2 separate regions of the Homo sapiens genome follow, and region 2 is linked to region 1. A link is a contact called in ENCODE Hi-C data. All regions are on one chromosome and are shown on one strand. Each heading gives the region's core, a stretch centred on a gene start or an enhancer-like site at or near the end of the contact. The rest is flanking DNA. Distances are from core to core; before and after follow the strand shown. Region 1 overlaps LY86 (lymphocyte antigen 86). Region 2 holds the start of BLOC1S5-TXNDC5 (BLOC1S5-TXNDC5 readthrough (NMD candidate)).

The links. A loop is a pair of places that touch in the nucleus more often than their neighbours do. Pooled maps may share reads with other maps.
Region 2: a loop to region 1 is called in a pooled map, with 4 times the contacts of the local background. The contact joins the promoter of BLOC1S5-TXNDC5 here to the enhancer-like site in region 1. A Hi-C loop is called at or near these places in 4 of 50 pooled maps.

The regions. Positions count from the first base shown.
Region 1 is chr6:6,609,067-6,611,766 of GRCh38, forward strand. The region is part of intron 1 of LY86 (lymphocyte antigen 86); the gene reads left to right. All of the region lies in intron 1 of LY86-AS1 (LY86 antisense RNA 1), which reads right to left. Among named protein-coding and RNA genes, the nearest start is that of LY86-AS1, 12 kb to the right of the region's middle. Within about 2 kb of position 1,410, at least 8 of the 41 ENCODE cell types and tissues checked have a DNase peak (open chromatin) inside an H3K27ac peak, as active enhancers do.
Region 2 is chr6:8,063,004-8,065,703 of GRCh38, forward strand. BLOC1S5-TXNDC5 (BLOC1S5-TXNDC5 readthrough (NMD candidate)) reads right to left here and starts at 1,411. Exons shown (of 13, transcript NR_037616.1): 1 at 1,262-1,411. It overlaps BLOC1S5 (biogenesis of lysosomal organelles complex 1 subunit 5), which reads right to left and starts at 1,386. Exons shown (of 5, transcript NM_201280.3): 1 at 1,262-1,386. The coding sequence starts at 1,373. The region is part of intron 3 of EEF1E1-BLOC1S5 (EEF1E1-BLOC1S5 readthrough (NMD candidate)); the gene reads right to left. RefSeq lists enhancers at 594-1,220, 830-1,019.

The DNA of each region.
Region 1 (2,700 bases), core at 160-2,659:
AAGCCAACCGCAGCTCTGCTTTTCCCCTCCAGCATCCACCTGTAAGAGCTTGTAATCTTTTATTGTTCATGGCCCCGGGATCCTATTCCCGGATGGTCTATGTGAAATGAAGAGAAAGTACAAGCAAGTTCAGATTTCCCATAGAAACACCTCCCTCCTTCCTGTCCAGGAGAGCTCTATTGCAGAGTTGGAGCATCCAGCAGACCCACCCTGGCTTCATCTCATTGACATAAGAGATGCAGAAAGAAATGGCGAATTGGCTTTGGGAATGAAGAATTTGACTTCCCTGGTTCCAGTTCAAGACATACGGGTGGGAACTCCCACTGGGTATCCACTCTGCTTTCTTGGGAAAGCTTCACGGTATCTTTAGGAAGGAAGCCTGGGATTCCACACCCTGGAGATACTGGATCTCTTATTCTCTATGCACTTCCTTACACACTTTCTCTTCCTTCAAGGGCCTCTCAGTTGAGGCACTACTCCACCTTAAATCCAGGTGGCCACATTCAGAAGCACTGTCACGCTGGCCTCTCAGCAACATGCTAACACAGAAAAGGAGGCTGTTTATGAGTCAGCTCTGCCAACAGGATTGCTTCCTAGGAAAAGTGCAAATTGATTTTTTTCCTCCTGTTGGTCTGCTGGGGGATTGGAGGCAGCCACGGACAATTCATTAGCACATGTAGGAAGGCCAGGGAGAAAAATAAGCTAAGTTGCTCTCATACTAGAAAGCATTTAGGAAGCAAACCCATAAACATGGATAATTATTGTGTGTCCATTAAAATTTAAAAAAAAAAAAAGAATTCGTGCTTGTTCTGTAGGCCTCTGTGTATGGCCAAGATTGGCTACAGGGCCCTGAACATTGCAAGAAACGTTTGCACTGGCAAGGAAGGGTGCTGGCCTCTATTTTTGTAGAAACAGGGTCTATGTTGCTCAGGCTGGTCGTGAACTCCTGGGCTCCAGCGATCCTCCTGCCCAGGCCTCCCAAAGTGTTGGAATTACACACATGAGCCACCACGCCCAGCCAGGATCTGTATGGTGGTGCTTATACGCAGTAACCCTGCATAGAACTACAAGAGCGAACACGTGCGTGCGTGTGAAAACCGCTAAAACCTGAGTACAGTCTGTAGAGTACACCAGTGTCAATGACTAGGTTTTGATACGTGGTTCTGTAAGATGTTACCATGAAGGGAAGTGGGTGAAAGTACACAGGGCACCTCTGTACTCTTTGTGTAGCTTCCTATGTCTATCATTATTTCAAGATAAAAAGATTTTATTTTAAAAAAATGGCCTGAAGCTCTTGAGCCTGAGGCTACGCATCTCCCTCTGCCTTTATGACCCACAGTGCAGGCCCTGAGCCCCCAGAGTCTGGGCTCCACTGCCCTGGCCTCTGGGGCATCTGAGAAGCCTGGTACAGGAAGGAAGCATGAAGCTTAAAATAGTGCTCAGTTCCTCCTTTTACAAGTGAAGAAACGGAAGCTTAGGGGGGGGCAAGGTGAGTGCTAGCTGATGCCCTGATTTACTGCCTGAGTTACATGGAAGCTTCTGTCCCTAGGAACATACCAAGACAGTCTGCCCTAAAATGGTCAAGCTAGAAGGCCAAAGCGAGGGAGGGCTGGGGTTTTGTTTTGTGGGGTGTGTGTGTGCATTCTCATGTGTGTATTTAAGGGCTGCAAAGGACATACTGGTTTTGATGTCACACTATGAGCACAAATGGTGTAGAAATTCTATTCCACAACATGAGCGATGTTCAGCAAAGTCAGTAAGAAGGTGAGCATGTCTGAGCTTACCTGCAAGATGAAGGCCTGTGATGACGGTGGAAACTCTTTCTGACCCCAGCAGCCACAGAAATTTGTATTTTGCCAAGGAAGGCTCCTTCTTTGAAAATATATAGGAAGAAGACAGAAGTCTACCTTTCTGATACCACTTTAAGCAATAGAGGAAAAGAAAATTATCTTGTTTTTCCACTGTCCTTCCAGGGGTGATTCTAGGACCGTTAAGATCTGGCCGTGTCTGAGCAAACACCAGCCACCTCCGACCTCCAGCCTTTCAAAGAAACAAGCTGGACTGTTTGCATTTATATGATTCAAAATGAAGGTCACAAAAGCACAACTGACTTGATTTTATGAAGAGCTTTTGTTGACAAACGTGAAGTTCCCAGAATACACAGTCTTTGGGACTTGAGTTTTTTTGTATATATTATTCTCTGTGCCTGAGTTGGTAGAAAAGAGCCTACATAACATAGGCTCCTACTCCAGCCCAGTACAAGGTTTTCAACCTGCACACTTTCCATAAACCCTCTCTGCCTCAGTTTTCCCAATTCTAAAACACGGATGATAGCATCTCTCTTAAGGCTTTTGTGAGGATTTCAGCTAATACATACGTAGGGCTCAGAACAGGACCTGCTGTGGAAAGAGCTATAGAAGTGATCACTGTTATTACACTCATCTGTAATTACTGCAAGTATTTGGAAATATATAGGAATATACTTAAGATGAATGGACACAAAACCGCCTCCACAGCTTCCAAGGCAAAGCGCTGCTACCTGTCCACCGTGTGGCAGTTCCTGTCACCCACACTGGTGCCTCCCTGTTCTCTCACCGCACCTTGTGGCTACGCTGCGCGCCGGTCGTGTTTGTCCCCCCTTTCTCCTGAAAGTCAGGGGCTATGCTTAAGACTAAATCACCTTTGTATCCCACATCTAGC
Region 2 (2,700 bases), core at 161-2,660, 1.5 Mb after region 1:
ACATCAGAGTTACACTTATCAACATAAATATAAAAAATAATACGTATTTTATAATAAATATAATAAAAAAGCAAGTTTCAGAAGGATTAAAGCAATTTACATAAAACTTTAAAATATTCAAAATATTTCCTTTTGGGATATAGACAGAAGCAACAAAACTATAAAGAAATGCACAAGAATAATAAACACCAAATTCTGGATAGTGGCTACCTTGAGACGAGGGAGGGGAACTAGTGCAATTAGAGCAAGACACAGTGGGGCTTTTAGTAATTTATTTATTAAGGTGGGTGGTGAATGTTCATTGTAAGTCTCTTTTTCATAAGTCTGAAAAAGTCATTAAGAAAAGGTCTGAATTTAAGTCTTTTGGTGAGTCAGTTTATTATTCTTCTTAGTTACAACTATGTAGTTTAAAATGTAAGTCTCAAAATTCCTTGAGAAATTAAATCTAAGACAATGTATTATTCATATTCATTCACTGGCAATGTTCCCCAAATTTTTCATTTTTGCAGACATACGATGGGCAGGTTTCAATTCTCTATTTTAATGAATTTTATTAGTACATATCTTCTTAAGCATGTCAAGTAGAAAAAATAATACAAGCACTGTATATAAGCACTTTATATCTGGTATATATAAAGCACTACAACTCAACTGTCAAAGACTTTCACGCAGCAAACAGCGTTGTGAGCTTTAGGAGTCAAACCTAAAGCAGATTCTGTGAGAATCTAGGTTGTAACCTTCTCCCAGCTCAAAGCACACAGAACACATGGACATTTCTGAACGTGAATGGTTCTTTACAGTGCTATAGAGCGCCTTCGTAAGTGTATCTCACTTACTCCTCGCACGACCAGGAACAGATCGGGTAGGAGAGTGAGTAAAGCCAGTGACCCGAAGTCACTCAACTCCTAAGCGACTGCCTCCCGCCTCCCAGGTCCAATGCCCTTTCCACTACACGTCGGTGGCGAGGCTGCCCAAAGGCTCTGCGCCCAGGGGTCCTGAGCTTGCGGAATGGACGGGGGCGGGCCTGATGGCTCAGGCTGCGACAGAGGAAAGCGGGGAAACACGAAGAGTTGGGCTGGTTGGTTGTGGTGGGACGCATTTGGCGCGGGGAAAAAGGCGGGGACCGACCACGACTCCCCCACCCGCACAAACGCACGCGCGCCAGCCCGGGACCCGGGGGTCGGCCCGGGTCAGAGGGCGCCGCCTGGGAGATGAGGCTGTGCTGGGATCCACCAGGAACTATAGCCCTGACACTCCGTACCCTTGATAATGAGGTGCGCTGAGCCCGCAGTCCCCAGGGAGTCCCTCTTCTTGCTGCCACCGCCCGGGGCGGCCTCACAACCCACAGGGGTCTCTGTCCCTCCGCCACTCATCCCGACCAGTTCCGCCCACCCGCGGCCACGCTGCGCCTGCGCAAACCCGGCCGCCCTCTTACAAGGCGCGCCCGGGTTTTTTTTGTGTGTGTGTCATTACAGGGCGCCGGAGAAATTTAATCTACCCAGCGGGCGGTTCCGGAAAGGCGCCTGCCGTGTAGTCAGGCTGTGAACTGGCAGAAGCTCTTGCCGCCATGCTGGATCAGGGCGGATGCTGCTAGAATAGGAAGGTGCTTGAACTTTGGAGCTAAACTCAGAGCCCTGGTTATTTGGCTCAAAGCTGGTGCATTCCAGTACAGTTGTCCTCCCATATCTGCTGAGAATACATTCCAAGACCCCCAGTAGATTCCTGAAACTGCATATAGTACTGAACCATGTATATACTATGTTTTTTCCTGTATATACATATGATAAAGTTTATAAATTAGGCACAGTAAGAGATGAACAATTAGAACAATTTAATAAAAGTTATGTGAATGTAGTCTCTCTCCCAAAATATCTTATTGTACCGTCCTGCGGGTAATGAAACCACAGAAAGTGAAACCTCAGATAAGGGGGGACTACTGTATAGCAAAGCCAATTAGCTGGGGGCTGTTTCCCTACTATGCCATGAGTGTGGCTGACTATTCCTGCCTTTCTTTTTAGACACCTGTTTCCTAGAATGCTTCTCTTGCTCCCTCTTTCTGTTCAAGTCAGTAAACTCACGTTGTATAATAAAGAATTTGACTGGACTTTGACTCTGGTTCCTGGGAGGTACCCTCAATCCTTAGAATTTCCCAAGTGATAGAAGTGTCTTTGTTATTCATGGTGGGCCTCTGGAAATACACCTGAGTTTATGCTAATGAGATGGCTCATGGAGGGCCCAAGATGATTTCAGAATGGAGGCTGGCCACACCAGAAGGGCCGGCCAACCATGAGGGCTTAGGCTTTGAGTCACATAAGCAGGCCCACCTCTGGGGAGCAGATTGGGGCTGGAGACTGAGTTCAGCCATGTGGCCAGTGATTTAACCAACTATGCCTACATAATGGAACCCCAGTGAGTACTCTGGATGTGGAAGCTCAGGTGAGCTTACTGGTCGATAATCATTCATCAAAGTGTCAGGAGGGGGAAGCGTTCCTGAGGACACGTAAGCTTCTATTTGGGAAATCTCCCACATCTCGCCCTATACATCTCTTCATTTGGCTGGTCCTGATATGTGTCCTTTATAATAAAACTGTAATAGCAAGGAAAGCACTTTCTTGAGTTCTATGAGTCATTCTGTGAAACCTGAGGGAGTAAAGCGAATAGCAATGAAACATCATGTGTAGAGAGAAGCTGCGTGGGTGA